Regions from separate parts of the Homo sapiens genome. Here region 2 is linked to region 1. The links are chromatin loops, found by intact Hi-C in ENCODE. Cell type or tissue: heart left ventricle. All regions are shown on one strand. Each heading gives the region's core, and the rest is flanking DNA. Links, peaks and the distances in the headings are about the cores only.

Evidence for each region. A loop is a pair of places that touch in the nucleus more often than their neighbours do. Peaks named below come from ENCODE experiments on the same cell type or tissue, not always from the same donor. Only the 100,000 strongest peaks of a DNase experiment are listed, where the experiment ranks them.
Region 2: a loop joins it to region 1, with 2.7 times the contacts of the local background. A loop is called at or near these places in 19 of 110 quality-filtered maps.

The regions. Positions count from the first base shown.
Region 1 is chr16:49,871,038-49,881,758 of GRCh38, reverse strand. No RefSeq gene overlaps it. Among named protein-coding and RNA genes, the nearest start is that of ZNF423, 20 kb to the right of the region's middle. RefSeq lists a silencer at 4,843-5,002. In heart left ventricle, for the core only: CTCF peaks have their summits at 4,705 and 4,907 (motif pointing right); a DNase peak (open chromatin) is centred at 4,968; H3K4me3 peaks cover 896 bases; H3K27me3 peaks cover 2,225 bases.
Region 2 is chr16:49,616,425-49,627,145 of GRCh38, reverse strand. It overlaps ZNF423 (zinc finger protein 423), which reads left to right. Exons shown (of 8, transcript NM_001379286.1): 5 at 892-976. Among named protein-coding and RNA genes, the nearest start is that of LINC02179, 160 kb to the right of the region's middle. RefSeq lists an enhancer at 9,382-9,882. In heart left ventricle, for the core only: no CTCF peak of the experiment used is centred there; a DNase peak (open chromatin) is centred at 6,565; H3K27ac peaks cover 1,125 bases.

The DNA.
Region 1 (10,721 bases), core at 1,782-9,781:
ACAAGGCTGACTGCAAATGAACTCAACTATGCTGCCCCACTGCCTCCTGCTCTGCTTCCCAGGCACATAGCGGCCACCTCTGTGACTTAGCCTGCCATACTCCTGGACTGCAGCTGGCCACGACGCGGTCAAGATCTGTTTGGGGTCTGCCTCCTCTGCTGCCTCGAGCCTCTCCTTGGGACCGGAGCAGCCCCAGCTCTGAACACAGGGCTCTGGATGTTTGTTTGGGAACCACGTTCAAGTTGCACTCGGCCTGAGGTTATCTCCAGGCCTTACCCTCTCCATTCATTTCTGCCTCGAATACTCCCTGCAGCCATGAGCATTGGGCAGAGCAGGGGATGTGAGGTTCAGAGAGATAAGTCACTTGCCCAAGGATACACAGGGCAGAATAGGGAGGAAACCCCTGCCCTTCCGACAACCTCAGGTCTGGTCCTCTGGCTCCCCACACCAAGGAGCTCCAGGAGGGAGATGGGACTTGCCTGGGGCTGTGGGAGGGGACCATGACCCTGCGTGGTGTGTCTGCGGGGTATAGGCCTGTGCTGGCCTCCACAAATGCTGCCGCAGCACCACACCTGCTGCAGTAACAGCCACGTACATCGGAAAACCGCTCCATGAGCCGAGTCCCAGATGACAAGGAGGGCTGTGAGGGACATCTTGGGAGACCTGTGGCCCTCTCTGGAAAGATCTATGTCCAGCCAGGGGTGGTAGCTCATGCCCTGTAATCGCACCACTTTGGGAGGTCAAGGCAGGGGGATCGCTTGAGCTCAGAAGTTTGAGACTAGCCTGGGCAATACAGCAACACCCTGTCTCTACAAAAAACTTAAAAAATTAGCCAGTGTGGTGGCGTGTGCCTGTAGTCCCAGCTACCTGGGAGGCTGAGGTGGGAGGATTGTTTGAGCCCAGGAGATTGAGACTACAGTGAGCTATGATGGCGCCACTGCCTTCTAGCCTGGGCAACAGAACGAGACCCTGTCTCAACAGCAACAACAACAACAACAACAACTTATGTCCAGAAACGAATGTCCTTGCTCCATATCCTCTCCACCTGGTAAGCGGTGTCTAGCCCACACTTCCTGCATCCTCTGCATGCCATAATGAGAAGGTGGGTGGTTTATGGCAGAGGCGAGAAAATCCAGCAGATCCCGTCAGCTTGGAGGGCCCACTGTCAGCCCCTCTACCTGCTAAGGCCGGAGGGGTGGGTCCATGGTTCTTTAGACCACAGACTAAAACAGCAAAACATGCTGGGTGGCTCCAGGTGTACCCCTTACCGCCTCACTCACTTTGGCCATGGGCATCTGAGCTGTTGTTTGTTTGTTTGTTTGTTTGTTTTAAAGAGCCAGGGACCAAGAAAGGGTTAAGCAGCTCCCAATCTGACTTATGAGACTAGAAGCTCTTGCTCCCAGCTGGCCACCCACAGGCCTCTGTCATCTGGCCAGTGCTGGGCTGGGAGGTCTCTGGGTCTCCGCACCCATCTGGCCACACTGTCCTAGCACCATCGTCTCTCATCTGGCAGCTGGGACGGCCTCTCACTGGTCTTGCCCTATCTCTGCAGCCTACAGGAGCTCTCTGTCCTCAGTTGCTGCTTACCCCCTAAAATCCTTTTAAGTGGTTTTGTACTGCTCCCATTAATAGGATGAACCAAAGCTTCTTAACTGGCCCCGTGGTCTGCCCGATCTGACCCCCTTCCTGCCCACCCAGGCCACGCTGTTTCTCCTCAAATGTGCCAGTCTCTGTGGGCCCTGCAGGCCTTGGCGCATCCTCTCGGCTTGAAATACTTTCCTATCTCCCTGCCCATTCACCCTCCCCAGCCTGTGGCTGTAGACCAACAGATCTTGGTCCTCTTTTTCATTGGGCCCGCTTGGAAACTGGTTGTCCCCCAATGTCTGGGGCAGGCAATAGCAGTCAATCACAGGTGGCATGTGAAATGAAACACATCTGCCACTCATGCACAAGTTCAGATCCCAAGGTCCCTCTCAGCTCTCCCCTTCTGCTTTCTAAGACTGTTCCATCCTCAATTTGCCCTTCTGTAGAACGGGGAGAAAGAGATCCCTGCCTCCTCTGTCATCCCAAGGGGCTGAGAGTGTGAATCAAGGTGGCTGTTTTCACCTGGGTATCTGTTTCCTTGGTGTCTGTCCTGCCTCTTGCCCCAGAATATCCCCTTCTACCCGTGGACTTCCACTCTGACCCCTGATAGCTCCCAATAGCTAGCACAGTGCACCCAACTGCAGGTATTAGGATGTTTAAAGTGTCCATGTAGATGTGGCCTCATGTGCTGCACCCTCTTGGCTCTGAGTTACATGTCCTGCTGCAAGTTTCTGAAGCAGGAAACGGTATGTGGCAGTGGAGGCCATTGGGCTTGCTGGGCGTGGGGCTTTCCTAGGTGACATACAGAGGCACCACTCCTGCTTGTCTCGGGAAGGGGGTGTTCTTTACAGGGGGGTTCATCTCAGAATGATTCAGTGGCAGTTGGTAGTTGCATGGGTCAAAAATGAGCACAGGACCCAGAGTTGGGAAACCTGGGTATTTCCGAGTTCCAGTTCTGTACCTGGAATCCGACCTGGGAGTATCTGGACACACCTTGCCCCTCTCTGCCCTGAGTGTCCCTGTCTACACAGCGAAAGGGAACATAAGTCAGTAATCAGTGTCTTCTGGTTCTCCAACTGTTGGAGAAAAAATCAGAAATCCAGATTTCGGTGTGAAATTTCCAGACTTTTGGAAACAACAGGTGCTGGGGAGGATGTGGAGAAATAGGAACACTTTTACACTGTTGGTGGGACTGTAAACTAGTTCAAACACTGTGGCAGAGAGTGTGGTGATTCCTCAAGGATCTAGAGCTAGAAATACCATTTGACCCAGCCATCCCATTACTGGGTATATACCCAAAGGATGACAAATCATGCTGCTATAAAGACACATGCACACGTATGTTTATTGTGGCACTATTCACAATAGCAAAGACTTGGAACCAACCCAAATGTCCATCAATGATAGACTGGATTAAGAAAATGTGGCACATATACACCATGGAATACTATGCAGCCATAAAAAAGGATGAGTTCATGTCCTTTGCAGGGACATGGATGAAGCTGGAAGCCATCATTCTGAGCAAATTATCGCAAGGACAGAAAACCAAACACCGCATGTTCTCACTCATAGGTGGGAATTGAACAATGAGAACACCTGGACACAGGGTGGGGAACACCATCCACTGGGGCCTGTCGTGGGTTGGGGGAGGGGGGAGGGATAGCATTAGGAGATATACCTAATGTAAATGACTAGCTAATGGGTGCAGCACACCAACATGGCACATGTATACATATGTAATAAACCTGCACGTACCCCAGAACTTAGAGAATAAAAAAAAAAAAGAAATTTCCTGACTTTTACCTGCTAGTAATGAATTCACAATTTTATGAACTACTCTGGGGATTTAAGGATATGTGCCAGTAAGCCAGGCTGGGCCCAGGGACCACCGCTTGCTAACTCCAGACTGGAACATTTCTGCCTGACATTCAGTACTGTGGTTCTCACCAGGGGTACACATTGTAATTACCTGGGGATTAGGGGAAAAAAAAAAGCTAACTCTCCACTTCCCCCCAGAATGCTGACTTACTGGCCAGGGGTGGAGCATCTTGAGGAACTTGAGGCGCAGCTGAAGGGCTGAATCCTGGGCTGGCTGGGTGGCTGGGTGGCTGGGGTAGGTTCCGTCACTGAGCCTTGTCTTAGCTATCTGAGCAGTGGGGCAGTGGGCATATAGGCAGCATTCTCTTAGGTAAAGGGCTTGGCACATTAAAAAGGTGCCCAGTGAAGTGAGGATGGAAAAGCAATTGGAAGCTGCTTTTGACTTAGATGCTTGAACCTGGCTTTGGAAAACAAACCCTTTGGCTTTCAGGACTGAGACAGTGGAAAGTTTCCCCAGGTTGGGGGCTGGAGCATGTGAGTCTGGGCGCCACCTCTGCCTCTGGCCAGCTGTGAGGTTTAATGTTCTCTGCTCTGAGTCTCAGCATCACCTGCTTTCTTGAACATCATATTGGCTGGGCCTGTCTTCACTGTGAATGCCCAATATTCACCCCAATTTATTTGAGGGGAGGCACTGACTCAAGGCGAAGCTTCTACCTGTGTTTCCCTGGGAAACCCCCAGGCAGCCTGAGAGAGTAGGTATAATTGGCCCATTTGACAGATGGTGCTCCCTCAGGGAGACACAGTCTGAGAGGAGCCCAGCTCATTTTGGAACCCAGGACCTAGGTGTATCTGACTCCCAAGATTAGAGCAGGGGATGCCTTCAGGGGCTGGGTGAGCGACTGAAAGAAGGGCTGGGTTTACAGCGGGGTGTTTGGGGAGTGATGTGGTGACCTAAAGAGCCCAGGCTCCAGCTACAAAGACTGGGACTCATGTTAAAAAACAAAAAACAAAACAGGCCAGGTGCGGTGGCTCATGCCTGTAATCCCAACACTTTGGGAGGCCGAGGTGGGAGGATCGCTTGAGCTCAGGAGTTCAAGACCAGCCTGGGCAACATAGGGAGACCCTGCCTGTAAAACAAACAAACAAACAAAAAACCCAAAAAACAAAACACAAACAAACAAACAAACAAACAAAAAAACGCCGGGCGTGATGGCGTGCGCCTGTAATCCCAGCTACTCAGGAGGCTGAGGTGGGAGGATGGCTTGAGGCAGGGAAGTCAAGGCTGCAGTCAGCTGTGTTTGTGCCACTGCACTGCAGCCTGGGCGGCAGAGTGAGACCCTGTCTCCAAAAAGAAAAAACAAAGTTCTACACAAGTATGCTGGCCAGTGAGAACCCTGGGGCCCCCGGTTTGCGAGCCCCTACTGGGCCTGCGCAGTTTGCGGGGCTTTGGGTTCTCGGATCCCGGCTGGAGAGGATCTCCAAGGCCTGCGGGGCCCATGCCCAGGCCTGGCGGCAGGGGGCGCCCGAGCTCCCGCGCTGACCGCTGGTCCTCCCGGCCCTCTCAGACGCCTCCCGGGGCGGGTCTCCAGCTGCTTGCCCTGGGAACAACCCTAGCCAGCCGTTCCCGCCCCTCGCCCGCCACGCCGCACCCTGACCCTTAAGCGGCCCCCGCCCAGCTCCCTCCTGTGTCCCTGCCCCCTCCCGCCCCCTGGGCTGGCCCCTCGACCCTCTGATCTCACTCCTGCCTCCCGCCGCTCGGTCCTCCCCTACTCGGCCAGCTGGGCGGCTCCTCAGTTGGGGACCGGGGCCTCGGAGCCCCCGGCCTCGGGCCTGCGCCCTGTTCTTCCAGCTTGGGGGCTCCCTCTTCTCTCGCCCTCCTCCCCTCTCCTTCCTCCCACCCCCGCTGCGACGGCTTCCTTCTCCTCCCACCCCCCGTGGCTCTGGAATTCCTGGGGGAGCCTACTCCCCCAGCCCGGGCTGCACCCGAGCGTGCAACAAGTCCCGCCGAGCGTGCGAGCACGCAGATGAACACGCGGTTCGCGGGCAGCCGCGGCTGCGTGGACCCAGCTGGATGTTTCAGCGTGCACAAGTGCGTGTTTCTGCATCCAACTCTGCTTAGACACTGGTGTGTAATTTTTTGTGCACACACATTCAGTGACTCTTGGGGAAAGTTTTCTGAAAATCCCGGGCTGGCATTAAATATAAAAAGGCTTTGTTTAATGCCAGAGGCATTTTCCCCCGTGTTCTGGAAGTCGAGAAGCGTTCACCTGCTTCCCCCTTCCCCTCTTAAAGACCCGGAGGCCTTGCTAGCATTGGGAGAGAGGGGAGAATAGAGGGAGGTACACCAAAGAAGTGGTTCTTTTAGAGTCCACCTCCCCGTGCCTGTACCACAGCCCTACCCACAAAAGGCTTTCTCAGGCCCTGGAAACCTCCCTAGTCTTTGTCTCTTTCCTGGGCTGTTTAGCTTTGAATCTTCTTCCTCAAATATCTGGGTGTGTTACAATGATGCCGACATCATTCTGGTTTTGGAATTCAAGTTGTAGCTTAGCCAGCATGTGGAAGGCTGTGGAGCAGGGTGTTTGGAGGGCACTGTAGGGAAGGTGGGCAAGGCAAGGAAACTGAGAGCAGGGGGGCAGAGTGGCCCAGGGAAGGGGTGTCCTCTCCTTGAGCTGACCACTGTGAAGTGGGTCATATGTCTTATAAGGCTGTTTGCGTCTATTTCTTTTATTGTACATTTAGTGCCTCGGAGTATCTGGGCATAATAGATATTAAACAAAGACAGCTGGACTGGGCGTGGTGGCTCACGCCTGTAATCTCAGCACTTTGGGAGCCCGAGGTGGGCAAATCACGAGGTCAGTTCGAGAGTAGCCTGGCCAACATAGTGAAACCCTGTTTCTACTAAAAATACAAAAATTAGCCGGGCGTGGTGGTACGTGCCTGTAGTCCCAGCTACTCTGGAGACTGAGGGAGGAGAATCACTTGAACCTGGGAGGCGGAGGTTGTGGTGAGCCAAGATCGCGCCACTGCGCTCCAGCCTGGGCAACAGAGCAAGACTCCATCTCAAAAAAAAAAAAAAAAAAAAAAACCAAAGAAACAAAGACAGCTGTTTATGATTTTGTTGGATTTTTTTGGAGGCAAAGGTATAGAATAGTGTATAAAACCATACACTTTGGATCTGGATGCAAATCCTGGCCCCACAATTTTCTAATAATATAACTTTATGTCAATTTCTGTGTGCCTCTTGCCTTCTCTGTAAAGTGGGGCCAGCAATGATTGCACGCCTCCCAGGGTTTGTGTAAGGATTGAATGAGTCAATTTACATAAGCACTGGAACAGTACCTGGCACATATAAGTGCTGTGTAAGTTTCAGTTTTTATTATCCCTCTAGAACAGAGGTTGGCACCACCTGTTTTTATACAGCCCTCCCTTGAGCTAAGAGTGCTTTACAAATTTTTAATGGTTGGGGAAGAGAAAAAGAAACACTCATATTTCAGGACACATGAACATTACACAGAATTCAAATTTCAGTGTCCATAAATAAAGTTTTATTGGAACACAGCCACACCCATGCATGGGTGTTTTCACACTACAAAGGCAGTTAAGTCAGTTCAACAGAGACCTTATGGCCTGAAAAGCCAAAAATGTTTACTCTCTGGCCTTTAGAGAAAAAATTTGTCAAGCCCTGCTGGACAAGGTCAGCTGCAAGAGTGCAGAGATTTTTGCCTGTTGGATCATTAATGTATCCCTAGTGCCTGGAACTCTGCCTGGAACATAATAGATGCCCAATAAGTATTTGTTGCATGAATGAGTTTGGTCCCAGGCAGTTGTGAGGCAGAGGCTCCAATGTTCCTGAGCTTGGCATGGGGGTCTGTAGTGATTCAAGCAGATGCTCGTTCGGAGATCAGAAGAAGGAATTTGCCCACCCCCGACCCCTCAGTCTCCTTAAGCGGGGACCAAAAATCAGACTGGCCACAGGGAAGCTGCTCCTGCTGAGTTTGGCCTTGCTTTAGGTGAGGCACTCACATGGTCCAAACCAGATCCTTTCTATCCAGCCAAATCACACCCTAGGGAGGGGCAACTTGGTGTCATCACTTGGAGGGGGGGTCTTCATTCCTTCCCTCCCCCTCTGGCAGACTCACAGCAGGCAGTGAAGTGGCTGGAAGGATTTTGAGAATGGCTTCCTTGGGGCCAGTCGCAGTGGCTCACACCCACAATCACAGCACTTTGGGAGGCCAAGGTGGGCAGATCACTTGAGGTCAGGAGCTCAAGACCAGCCTGGCCAACATGGCAAAACTCTGTCTCTACTAAAAATACAAAAATTAGCTGGGCATGATGGCACACACCTGTAATCCCAGCTACTTGGGAGGCTGAGGCAGGAGAATCGCTTGAACCCAGGAGGTGGAGGGTGCAGTGAATTGAGTGAGATGGTGCCACTGCATTCCAGCCTGGCCGACAGAGTGAGACTCAAAAAAAAAAAAAAAAAAAAAAAAGAGAGAGAGAGGGAATGGATTCCCTGACCTTCTGGGGAGAGGGTGCTCCATGGCCAAGGGGTTGTTGGCTTTGGATCTTCCTGTCCTGGGGGAAAGAAGAGAGAGGAGGCAGAGGAGCCCCAGGCTCACTGGGGGCACTTGCCATGATGAGATTCCACTCGGCTTTGCCAAGGAGCTCTTCAAAGGTCCTAGCAAGGGGTGACCATGGGCTGGGAGAAATAACACATAACCCTCAGTGTAAGAATGTGCTCAGATCCCCCAGCAGCCTGCCCTGGTGACTGGGCCTGCTGGGGCATCCCAGGGCTGCCAGAGGCTCCTTTCTTCATTCAGTGCTTCCTGAAATCCTGTGTGCAAGGTGCTGAGCTTGGTGCTGGTGCTAGTGCAGGAGGAATAAGATACAGCCCCTGCCGGGTGGAGCTCACAGCCTTCTGGAACATAAATAACTCTGATCCACTGAGGTAAGTGCATAGTCAGAGTGCTCTTCTGGATTGACCACATCCTAAAACGAGCTAAGGATACAACCATGTGTTTTGCAGAAGAGGAAACTCAAATAGCCAAAAATGCATGAAAAGAAACTCAATATGACTCTTGGTCCAGAAAAATGCAAATTAGAGCCACATAAAATGCCACTAGTATGCCATGAGATCAGCAAAAATAAAATGGGTGATAGTCCTGGGGGAATCTGGGGGAGAAGGCACTGTCATATATAGTTGGTGCAAATAGGAATTGTTATGGCTTTGAGGGGAAAAGAAACTTGGCAGTATATATTAATTCAGGTTGAGTAGCCCTTGTCTGAAATGCTTGGAACCAAAAATGTTTCAGATTTCTTTTTTTTTTTTTTCCAGATTTTGGAATATCTGCATTATATTTACCAGTTAAACATCTCTAACTCAAAAATCTGAAATCTGAAATGCCTCAGTGAGCATTTTCTTTGAGAATCATGTCAGCACTCAAAAAGTTTTGGATTGGCTGGGTGCGGTGGCTCACGCCTGTAATCCCAACACTTTGGGAGTCCAAGGCAGGTGGATCATGAGGTCAGCAGATCGAGACCATCCTGGCGAACACGGTGAAACCCCGTCTCTACTAAAAGTACAAAAAAATTAGCCGGGCGTGGTGGCAGGCCCTGTAGTCCCAGCTACTCGGGAGGCTGAGGCAGGAGAATGGCGTAAACCCGGGGGGCGAAGCTTGCAGTGAGTGGAGATAGCGCCGCTGCACTCCAGTCTGGGTGACAGAGCGAGACTCTGTCTCAAAAAAAAAAAAAAAAAAAGGTTTTGGATTTTGAAGCATTTTGGACTTTGGATTTTCAGATTAGGTATATTCAACCTGTATAAACAAAACCATACAAACCAAAAAACATACCCTTTTTCCGGCAGTCGCACTCTTGAGATTCCATCCTGAGACTTAAGGGTAAATATACCAGGATACTTATTAAAGTGTGTGTGTGTGTGTGTGTGTGTGTGTTTGAGACAGGGTCTTACTCTGTTACCCAGGCTGGAGTGGAGTGAAATGCCTGAAGCCTCGAACTGGGCTCAAGCCACCCTGTGGCCCTAGCCTCCTGAGTAAGTGGAACTACAAGCACATGCCAGCATGTCCCACTGATTTTTAAACTTTTTGTAGAGATGGGGTCTTGCTGTGTTGCTCAGGCTGATCTTGAACTCCTATGCTCAAGCTATCCTCTGATCTCAACCTCCCAAAATGCTGGGATTACAGATGTGAGCCACAATGCCCAGCCCTTAAAGTGTTTTTATGAAGGAACAAAAGCATGGAAACATTTATACCCAAGATGAAAAGTTTAATTGTGATACATTTACATGTGCAGTATTATGTGGCCATGAAAAAATGATGAGTTAGCACTATTTCTTTCTTTCTTTCTTTTTTTGAGATGGAGTCTTTCTCTGTCACCCAGGCTGGAGTGTAGTGGTGCAATCTCAGCTCACTGCAACCTCCGCCTCTCGGGTTCAAGTGATTCTCCTGCCTCAGCCTCCCAAGTAGCTGGGAGGACAGGCGCCCACCACCACGCCCGGCTAATTTTTGTGGTTTTAGTAGAGACAGGGTTTTACCATATTGGCCAGGCTCGTCTCAAACTCCTGACCTCATGATCCGCCTGCCTTGGCCTCCCAAAGTACCGGGATTACAGGCATGAGCCACCGCGCCCGCCCTAGTTAGCACTATTCCAAGTGCCTGGAAGGGCTTCTAGGATGTGTAGTTAAGTCCAGTGAGGAGAGCCAGAGGTGGGCAAGTGACCAGCCTCTTCAGTGTGAAGCACCTTATCACGCTAGTACCAGCCCAGCCCCTTCCCATACAGGTACTTCTGTTTGTGTATGACCTGTGAGCATGGAAACCAGGCTGCTGGCCTTGGAAGTGAGGAGTGGGAAAAGGCTAGATAAGTAAGGGGGAAAACAGCTTGGTCTACAACCCAAATGGAAAAGTATCTACTGCATAATGTTAACTGAAAACATGTAACCTAATGTCTTATACAAGATACTATTGTAAATGTGCAAAAGCAAATTTGCATATAAACAATGAGAAGCTAGTGACAGGGACCAAGGATAACATTGTTTTTATCTTGGGTGAGCTGGTCAGAGCTTGAGAACAACTGTCTGCTCCCTCCACCTCCACATTTTCTGCTTCTGGGAGGGTAAAATTGTGTTCTTTCCAATAAAAAATTGTTTCAGTGCCTTTGCTGTTCTAGGTTTGCTCTAGGTACAGAGGACAGAGCCGTGAATAAGATTCAAGAAGTCCCTGTCCTCATGGAGCTTATAATCTAATGGCCAGGCTTATAACCAGCCTGGCCAACATGGTGAAACCCCGACTCTACAAAAAATACAA
Region 2 (10,721 bases), core at 1,733-9,732, 250 kb after region 1:
GTGGGTGTGTATGTAGATGAATGGATGGGTAGATGGAGGATGGGTGGGTATTATGTAGATGGATGGATGGGTAGATGGAGGATGGATGGATGGGTCTATTGGTGGGTGTATATGTAGATGGATGGATGGGTATATGGATGGATGGGTAGATGGAGGATGGATGGGTATATGGATGGATGGGTAGATGGAGGATGGATGGATGGGTCTATTGGTGGGTGTGTATGTAGATGAATGGATGGGTAGATGGAGGATGGGTGGGTATTATGTAGATGGATGGATGGGTAGATGGAGGATGGATGGATGGGTCTATTGGTGGGTGTATATGTAGATGGATGGATGGGTATATGGATGGATGGGTAGATGGAGGATGGATGGATGGGTCTATTGGTGGGTGTGTATGTAGGTGGATGGATGGGTATATGGATGGATGGGTAGATGGAGGATGGATGGTAGATGGATAGATGAATGAGTGGATGGATGGGTGTGTATGTAAATGGATGAATGGGTAGATGGGTGATTGTGTATGTAGATGGGTGGATGGGTAGATGGAGGATGGATGGGTGGATGTTTGGATGGATGGGGGCATGGGTAGATGGATTTGCCCTTCTAAGCAAGGAGGCCTCCCCTCAGCTCCCTTAAAGCTTCACCTTGAGATGGCAGTTTTCCCAGATCTAGCAGAGAAGCAGCTCCCTTGGAATGTAGCTTCATGCCCCTTCCTCAGTCTGGTAGAGCTGGATTTAGAGGAAGGTGGGAAGAGAATGGCCTGGGGAGACCTAGGAGGGGACTGGAACCATTCTGGAAAGTCTTGACCCAGGCCCCCTAGGAACTTTTGCTTTCTCCTTTTTCCTACCTCCTGCCTCTCTAAATCTTTTATTTTTGGTTTCCAAACAGAAAAAGACATACCAGTGCATCAAGTGCCAGATGACCTTCGAGAACGAGAGAGAGATCCAAATCCACGTTGCCAACCACATGATTGGTAAGAGAGCATTTCCTCCCAGCCATGCTGGAGCTACTCTTTGGGGTTTTAAATTTGCGGTTCCAATCATCATTTTACTGGCTTTTAGGCCAAAGGACAGAGTCACTGCTGCTGTTTCTGAGACATTGCACATGGGAGTGAAAATGTCAGAATGGGGGCCCTTTCTCCATCTGAGCCTTCTTGTCGCAGCTCCACTCACATTATAATCAAACTTTTGACAATCTCTTCCATTTTCCAGCATAAATTTCCCTCCGTTTCTGAAACAAAGTGCTTTCCAATTGTCAAGCACTCAGGAGCAATTATGCTTCAATTTTGTGTGTCATGACATTGAATAGATTTAACTGCTCACATTTCCCTACTCAACATGGTGAATTCCTCAGGCACATTGTCAAAACAGAACGCTTACAAAGTTATTTCAGTACTTTTCCCATTCCTCTTCAAGTGGTTTTGGACTTTGGAAAATTCAGCCTCTCTAGAAGGGCAGCTTGCAAAGTTCTATGGAGTTCACACACTTGGCACAAGAGACCTGGGAAGCTGTGAAGTCCCCTCTACCTTGGATGGGTGGATGTGGTCTCCTTGGCAGCTAGGGGTGCCCTCATTGTAGGAGAGGGCACAGCTGGATGTTCTGATGTTCTGATAGGCATGGAGGTTCTAAGGGAAGGGGCTGGCCTGGGATGGGCTGGGGCCTGGGAGAGCTTCAAGAAGCCTGGTACCCTGGGTCTTTGTTGGACATGTGATCACTTTCTCCAAGACTCTAGTCTGAGCAGTGAAGTTGCAGCCATGGGTTGAACTTCATCTTTTTGTTAATTTTTTATTTTAGACAGAGCCTCACTCTGTCACCCAGGCTGGAGTGCAGTGGTGCAATCTTTGCTCACTGCAACCTCTGCCACCCGGGTTCAAGCGATTTTCCTGCCTCAGCCTCCCAAGTAGCTGGGATTACAGGCACCTGCCACTGCGCCTGGCTAATTTTTCACCATCTTGGTCAGGCTGGTCTTGAACTCCTGACCTCGTGATCCACCCGCCTTGGCCTCCCAAAGTGCTGGGATTATAGGCGTGAGCCACCACGCCTGGCCTGAACTACTTCTTTACTTCATCTCTGTTTTTCTTCTTCTAGCATCTTTTCATTGTTGTCTTAACAGCTATGCCATCGGAGTACTGGTTTACAAAACCCTTTACTGCGTACATTTAGAAAACTTCTCATAAGTGAGAAGCTTAATGAATTTTCATGAACTAAACACACTTGTGTAACCCACACACAGATCAAGAAACAGACTATTTCCAGCATTTCAGAAGCTTCCCTCTTGGGCTCCTTCAGGCCCTCCCTTACCACCAACAGGTCATCACGATGCTGATGTCTAATAATATAGGTTGGTTTTGCCTGATTTCTAGTTTATGGAAATGGAATCACAGTTTCTACTCGTTTGCACCTGACATCTTTCACTTTTCACATTATTGCCTCTAGTTAGAGATCATGCCTCTCATTGGTGTATAATAATCTGTCACAGGAGCATGCCAACCACTCTTTATCTGTTTGATTCTTGATGGGCCCATTCTGAAATAGTGCTGGCATATTCATGGACATGTCTTCTTTTGTTTTGGTTTGGTTTGGTTTTTTTTGAGACAGAGTCTCACTCTGTCACCCAGGCTGGAGTGCAGTGGCACGATCTCTGCCCACTGCAACCTCCGCCTCGCAGGTTCAAGTGATTCTCCTGCCTCAGCCTCCCAGGCAGCTGGTACTACAGGCATGCAGCATCTCCCCTGGCTAATTTTTTTGTACTTTTAGTAGAGACAGGGTTTCACTATGTTGGCCAGGCTGGTCTCAAACTCCTGACCTCAAGTGATCTGCCCATCTCAGCCTCCCGAATTTCTGGGATTACAGGCATGAGTCACCATACCTGGCCCCATGTACATATCTACTGATGAACATATGTATGTGATTTTATTGTGATTATAGGAATATATAGATATTATATTTTGCGTTTATATATAATACATTATATACTGTTATATACTATATTCTTTATATGTGTAAATATGTATATAAAATGGGAATATAGGATTTGGATGGACTTGCTGAGTCACAGGTTAAATGATGTTCACCTTTAGTAAATGCTGACAAATACATTTCTGAAGTGGTTGTATGGACTTAACGCCCCCACCAGTGGTGTATGAGAGTTGGAGTTTGCTCCAAATTTGTACAGCCATCAAGGTTTTGTTTAAGGTTTGCATTGCAAAGGCCCTTCTTTAGTGAAGGTGCTCTCAGGGCAGGTATGGGTCCCCTGGTCCCTACCTAGCCACAGCATTGGCCAGTCCCCCTGACCCCCAACCTATCTGACAGCCTCTACCCCCAGTGCCTTGGAGCCAGTCTCCTGCAGCCACTGACTCCCAATCGTGTGTGTGGTGGGGCTCACCTGGCGGAGAGTGGGGAGGAGGGGCCCAGGAAGAGCAGGTGGGGGCTGTGGGAGCTTGGCCTGACAGGGAGATTGGTGGCTTCTTAATTTCTCCGTCTGAAAGCCCCCTGCTGAAGGATAAGAAGGGGCACTCCCCTGTCAGTCACTGGCTGCTGAGAGTCCTTTCACGGAGTGTCAGGGAGGTGAAGATGAAGATATCTAAAAATGTTTGCTTTTGTAGCAGATGTTAATGCGCGTTCCTGTTTGTAAGCATGAAGGGCGCAAGCCTGGCTAATTGGACTGCAGTGATTTCTGAGGTGTTTCTGCCCCCTCCCTCCTCTCTTCTACCTTGCCTTTAGTGCAGAGCCTGGAAGCTATGTGTCCTCAAGTGCAAGGCAAGGGGGTTGCTCTTAACTAGAGTTGTGGGAAACACAAAAGGAGGGTGTGAGGGGCATTTGGGCCTGTGTATGAGCTGTGGGCCGGGCTTCTGAGGGAAGGCGCCTTGGCTGGGGGGCTGGACAGGTCCCCTTGCCCATTCCTGCCCTGCAGCGCTGTCAGCTGACCTGGAGCCCAGGAACGTGGGAGTTGGAGGCCTGGAGAGCAGGCAGCAGGGAGTGGTTGGTTGGTCCCCGAGTGCAGATTCCAGTTCACTGCGGCATGGAACCCCGGGTGAGCCAGACCTCCGGTGGCTGGGCAGTCCCTCTCGCTCTAACCTGCACTCCCTACCTGCCTGCCCTCCCCGAGCCTCATCAACCCAGTCTACCAGAGGACCTTGACTGAGCACCTATGGCATGTTGAGAGTTGCAGCGGTCTCTGTGGGTGACGGGAGTACAGGGGACATGGTCTCTGCTTCAGAGATCATCCCATAGAAGACACTGCACATAGCATGCAGCAAAGAGGTCACATTGAATAAGGATGCTAACAGCTGCTACTGACTCAGCCTTTCTATGTGCCAGGCACTTTACATGGGCACTAGTTCCCCATCTGACAGATGAGGAACCCGGGGCTTAGAGAGGTTACGTGAGTTACCCAAGTCCTTCCAGCCTGAGTAATGGAGGCAGAGTCTGAACCACAGCTAGGGTCCCTCCATTGTGTTTGGAGCCCCTGCCAGGGCCTGTGGTGGGAGAGACCTCAGGGTTCCCTCTCCAGGGGAAGGCTGATGGGCATGCAGGTAACTGCAGTGCAGTGATGTGGGTGCTCCCAGAACAGGGCCCCCTGGGCATTGAAGGATGAAGAGGGGGGACGTTGCCTTCGGAGAGATGGCTGAACATCAGGAGGAGGCTCTGGAACAATGGGTTTCTGCCAGGCTGCGAGGGTGATGAGCCACTGCCTATAGCAGGATGGGGGGTGAGCAGAGCAGGTGAGTCTGGGGGGCTGTAGGTGCTTGGCTTGGCCAAGACTGAGGCATTGTGGGGAGTGAGAATGGGGAGGGGGTTGGGGTGAGCCATGGAGCACCTCCGATACCAAGTGGAGGGGTTAGGGTTTGTCCTTCACCCCGTAGGCCAGGGTCCAACTTTGGGGGCCCCTTGGCTATGGTTTACTAGGCTTCTCTTGAAAAACCACAAGAGGTGGCAGCAAGGGCTTCACATTCCCGCAATCATCATTCCCACCTGGCGTGACTTAGCAGCAGCAGCAGTTTCCTGTATGTAGGCAAGGCATGCATTCCCAGGCATCATGGTCTTGCTCAGTTAAGTCTCCAGCCTGGTCCCTGTGGGTACCTGAGTTTAAACCTTGGACTTAAGCGCTAGGGAGCCATTGAAGGTTTCAGAGCAGGGTATATCCTGGCCTGAGCCTTAGGAAGAAGAATCTGGCTGCGGTGTTGAGAAGGAACCAGTTGGGAAGAGAACGAAGACCCACCTGGTGTGGTCCTGGGGTGAGTGAACAGGGCAGGGGGAGAAGAGGAGTTGATGGAACTTAGATGTGGCTTGTGCTGTGATTCTGGCTGGCCCTGGTGGCTTGGGAAGGCTGCTGGGGAAATGGTGAGAGGCAGACACTGCAGGCCTGGTTTGGGGCTGGCTCTGCAATCCCAGTAAATCTTTTGGGGCCCAGTGTCCCAGTGGATGGCTTCTCCTGCTAAATGGTCTGAGCCCAGAGTGGCTGCCCTGCCGCTGACGGGGGTAAAAGTCCCCCTTAGTGGCACCAGGGGGACTTGGTGGGTAGAAGTGGCCCTGTTCAGCTCTGCAGCCTTCTCATAAACTCAGGGCACTTGGGGGTCTGAGGCAGGCCTCCCCTGGGACCCGGACTGCTGGAGAGCTCCCCTGCGGGGCGGTAAACCGGCCTTTTTATAGCGGGGGCCTCTGCATGGCTCTGCAGCCCGGAGACCCTGGGAGTTATGATGACTCAGGGACATGTCTCCTTGGAAACATTTTCCCAGCACCCCTCTCCTGGCTGCTGCTTGGAGGGGAGTGATTTGGATCTGATAGAAAGGCGAGGGTCTTTGGAAACCTTTCAATAGCAGGGTCTCCTTTGAAATCCCCCCTCCGCATGGAGAATGAGGCCCCTTCCCTGGGACTCCCCCAGCTTTTGAAATGGCTTTGACACTTCCTCCCCCAGAAGGCACATGAAAAACTTGGAGCAGCCCAGAGCTCTGTGCTGTGGCCTCCTGCCGGGTTGACCCAGCTCTGCCCAGTCGCCCTTTCCCCACCTCCCCTTCACCCCCTCCGAGGACTCTGGGAGGATGACTCCCACCTCTGCCGCCCCAGGAAATTGCTCTGCAGGAGGCCCCTGCCTTGGGCTCCCCGGGGGGGCTGCTGAAGGAGAGAGAGGGAGGCTTATGGGGGGCTTGGCCCAGAGGAAGCTGGTCCCCCACGGCTGGGAAGGGAGGAGCAGTGGGTCTGCCCACATGTGTTGAACATATATGTATAATGTATGTACACTGCCCTCCTGGGGCACATGGCACCTCACCCTGGGGGGCAGGGCCTGAGTCTGGAGACCCCCAGGAAGCCGATTTGCTGGAGAGGCCTTACTTTTAGTTTGTTTTGGGTGGGGATGGCTGGATAAGGGGTCTGAGAACTTGTCCTTGAGATAACAAACTTGCCATGACCCAGGTTGGCCCCAAGGGAGTGACTCAGCCTCTGGGCCCCTGGACGTCCTCACGCAGGGCCTCACGGGCCCCTTGGGGGAGCCCCGGGGAGGGTCAGGGCTGGGAAGGGATGGTCCTCAGGGAATCTTGTCAGGAACGCTTGCCCTTGCTGTCCTTGGAAAGTGGCTGTGGACTCTCTGGCGGGCAGCCAGGCCAGAGCCAGGCCTGTCCCGGTGGGGCATTAGTCATTCCGGAGGCCTGCTTTTCATGCTCACGCCGGCCCTTTCCCTGGGTGCCTTCAAGGGCTGGGCTCTGCTGTCAGGGGCAAATACATGGGGGAGGAAGTGGGTGTTTGGAAAATCAACCCCTCCTGCCTCCTGCCCAGGCTCTTAAAGTGTCCCCAGTGCCAGCTTCTGTCCTTGTGTGTCCTCTTGTCCCCAGCCCTCCCCTGTCACTGTGGCAGGACTGGCCCTGGCCAACCTGGAGGGAGGCATGTGTTTTGTGTCTGTGTGTGTATGTGTCTGTGTGTGTATGTGTATGTGTGTGTCTGTGTGTGTATGTGTATGTGTGTGTATGTGTGTGTTGTGTGTGTGTGGTGTGTGTGTGTGTGTGTGTGTGTGTGTGTAGAAGAGAGAGAGGGAAAGAGGGAGACAGACAGAGAGAGGGTTTTTCTACCTTACAAGTCTTTATGAAGCACATCCCTGGAGATACTTTCAAACCACCTTGCAGAGCCAGGGCCCACTGTTCAAGCTGCCATTTGGACCCTGGCCCCGTGCTGAAGGCCCAGCCTGCAGCATTTTGGAGGGGAAGGAGTCTCTGGTCCAAGGAGGACAGTCTGGAGTGGAAGTCAGTGTCTCGCCCCAGCTCCAGGGAGATACAAAAAACCCAAATAGAACCACAGAGGAAAATCTCATGAACATGAAAAGAAAAAGGGGTTCCTGTCTCCTTTCTGCCAGGATCACGTGTTGCTGAACCGGGCTGTGTCAGGCTCTTCAATGGTGCTTTTGATTCAGGTAACACCAGACCCAAAACATCTGTCTAACCTTAATATGTGATAAAAATGTCTCCCTCTCCCTCCAGAGATCATGTTTCAGGTTCTGGAACTGTTCTGTCAGAATAACAAGCCTGTACAGCAAGACTATAATCCAATTCTTTTTTATTCTTTTTTTTTTCGTTGCCAAACCCCCAAACTAGGGCATAGTCACTTCCCCCTCAACAGTCTTCCTGGCTGAGAGAACCAGCCCAAAGGACTTGGTTTCCCTGACTTTGAATCCCGTTGGTTCATTCGAGGAAGCTGTTTAGGTCTATGGAGAATCCATCAGTTCTGAATTTTAAAATAGTGGAAAATTTCTCATTTTCTTGAGTTCCTTTTGTATGCGTATGTGTTTGTTTGTTTGTTTTGGGGGAAGGCCTCTGTCATTGAGGTTTCTTCTAGTAGTAACCTCATACCTTCATGTTCAGTAAACACTATTAAAATCCTCGGTGGGCTCTGTGAGGGGCCGCTAACCCAGCTCAGGAGATGATAACCTGCAAGGTCAATGTAACGTCACAAGTCTAAGATAAGGGAGCTCAGAGGACAGGCATGTTGCCCAATCTGGGTATTCCAGGAAAACTTCCTGGAAGAGGTTACACCTAATCAGGGTCTCAGAGTATAAGAAGTAAGGTGGGAGGGGAATTCCAGGCAAAGAAACTAGTACAAGCCAATTATAGAGAAAAGAGGTCCATGTAGTATGTAGGGACACTGTACACAATTCAGTACTGCAACAGAACAAACTTTGAGGCAGGAGGTGGGTGGATCACAGCAAAGGGGATGAGGTAGAGTAGGTGAGAGAAGGTGAGGATGTTGGATAGGAGGATATGGGCTGGAGAAACATTTAAGAGACATAACCAGCAGGATTTGCTTATTGAGTGGACATGGGAGGGGGAGAAGTTAGGAAGACTCAAAGGTCTCAGGTGACCAGGTTTTGGGTGACAGGTGGCAGATGATACCATGCCAGAGGAAGAGCTCTTAGGGACTGGCAGAGAAGACAATGATGCTAGCAGTGGTTCATGTAGCAGTCCATTCTCACACTGTTGTAAGGATCTACCCAAGACTGGGTGATTTATAAAAGAAAAAGGTTTAATTGACTCACAGTTCTGCAGGGCTGGGGAGGCCTCAGGAAACTTACAATCATAGTGGAAGGGGAAGCAAGCACGTCTTACATGGCGGCAGGAGAGAGAGAGAAGAAAGCAAAGGGGGAAGAGCACCTTATGAAACCATCAGATCTTGTGAGAACTCATTCATGAGAACAGCATTGGGGAAACCACCTCCATGATCCAATCACCTTCCTCTCTCGACACGTGGGGATTACAGGTCTCTCCCTCCACACATGGGGATTACAATTCGAGATGAAATTTGGGTGGGGACACAGAGCTAAACCGTATCAGTCAGTACCATCTAATGAAGCTTACTCAGCACCAGGCCCTTCTTTCCATATCTGCAGGTGTTATCACACTTCACCCTCACAACACCCTGTGAGACGTGCTGTCATTACTTCCTTTTATCCATGGGGAGTTGAGGTGTCATGTCCAATGTTGCTAGTTTCAGGGTAGGGACCTGAACTCAGCCAGTGTGACTCGGGGCCTGCGCCCTTAACCCCTGCACCTGAAGGCTCATCACGTTTGGTGGGCTTGAGTGTTTGTGATAATGTGGCCTTGCACAAGATACCCATGGAGATCTGAGGGCCAGCAGGGCCCTGTCTGGGGAAGAGGATCCAGCGGCATCAGCATAGATGGTGAGAACATCTGGGAGGAGCCTGGAGAGTGAGGAGTGTAGGGTGGTTGGTGCTGAAGGAGCAGTGTTTCCAGGAATATCAATTGGGTGCAGTGTGAAAAGTGCACTGGGAGGGAGGCTGAAGAGGGTCTGTGTGGCTCAGCAACAAGTGGCCATTGTGTCCTGGGTGTGAGCAGGGTCAGTGGCATCAGATGGAAGGGGTCAGGAGGAGATGGGGGTGGGCAGCAGTGTCAGTGGACTTTCCGGGTTCCAGGCTGGGAGAGGAGGGAGAGAAGTGGGAGCTGGAAGGCTCCAAAGGTAACAGGAAGTATTTGCATTTTTAAGAGAGAGAGACCAAAGTGTGTTTCTAGGTTCGGGAGAGAGATCCAGCAGGGAGGGGAAGAGGAAGGATGGAAGTGAGGGAGATGCTGATGGAGCTGGTCCTGGAGGGGCTGGCACTGGAGCCCTGGCATCATCTTGCTTGAGCCGGCTCATAAGCATGTTCTTCTCTTCTTGCTGTCATGTCACATGGGCTTGGTGGCCTGGATTGTTGAACTGACTTTGTTGAGCATCCTTTGATGTCATTTGGCTGCTTGGCAGCAGCTGATGCATGGGCAATTTCCCTCATACCTGCTTCTGGCTGAGCCTTACTGGAATAACAGCAGACAACAAGGGTCCTGTGGCCAGTGGCCCCAGAGCTTGGTCCCCTCTGTCCTGAGCACCCAGTGGGCTTCAGAGCCTCAGACCTGGCCTTGGATCCTTGGGGCCCAGCGGGGAGAAAGTGGAAGGCCTCTTCCACTGGCCTCAGGAGCGTCCTGAAGCTGCCCATGAGCCAATCGTTATGGCCAGGGAGGTGGAGCTGGTTATCTGGTCAGGCTGGTGACCCCTGCCCTTCCTGGGTGTCTGCCCCCCAGCAGTGGAAGTAGGAAGGGTATTATTGAAAAGAAAGAGGGCTTTTATTTCCACAAGAAGGGGCAGCACAAACAGTGCAACTCACCACACCTACTGGTTGGCACTGTTTGGAGGATTAAATAAATTAAAATGTATGAAAAGGTCCCAGCACACTGCCTGGCACATGTTAAGTTCTGAATAAATTCTATCTATCAATATTGTATTAGTGTTATTAGATGATGATGATGATAGAGTCCCAGTTTAGAGAGGAAAAACCGGCCATGCTAAGCCTATATACCAGATGTCAGTGCTTATCAGCTCAGAGGATGCTCCTGAGGGCTTTCTGCAAGAAGAATGGCCCCCTCTCTCTGCCTTGTCAAGACTCCAAGGGGCTGGGCCTGGAGGACAGACCCAGAAGGAGTAGCTCCAATCAAGCCGATTTTTCATTTATTCCTTCATTCATTCAGTTTTCTTTTTTTAATTTTTAATTTTTATGGGTACATAATAGGTGTATATATTTATGGAGTACATGAGATCTTTCGATACAGGCATGCAATATATAATAATCACATCAGGGAAAATGGGGTATCTATCACCTGAAGCATTTATTCTTTCTTTGTGCTACAAACAATCCAATTATACTCTTTTAGTTATTTTAAAATGTACAATAAATGATTGTTGACTGTAGTC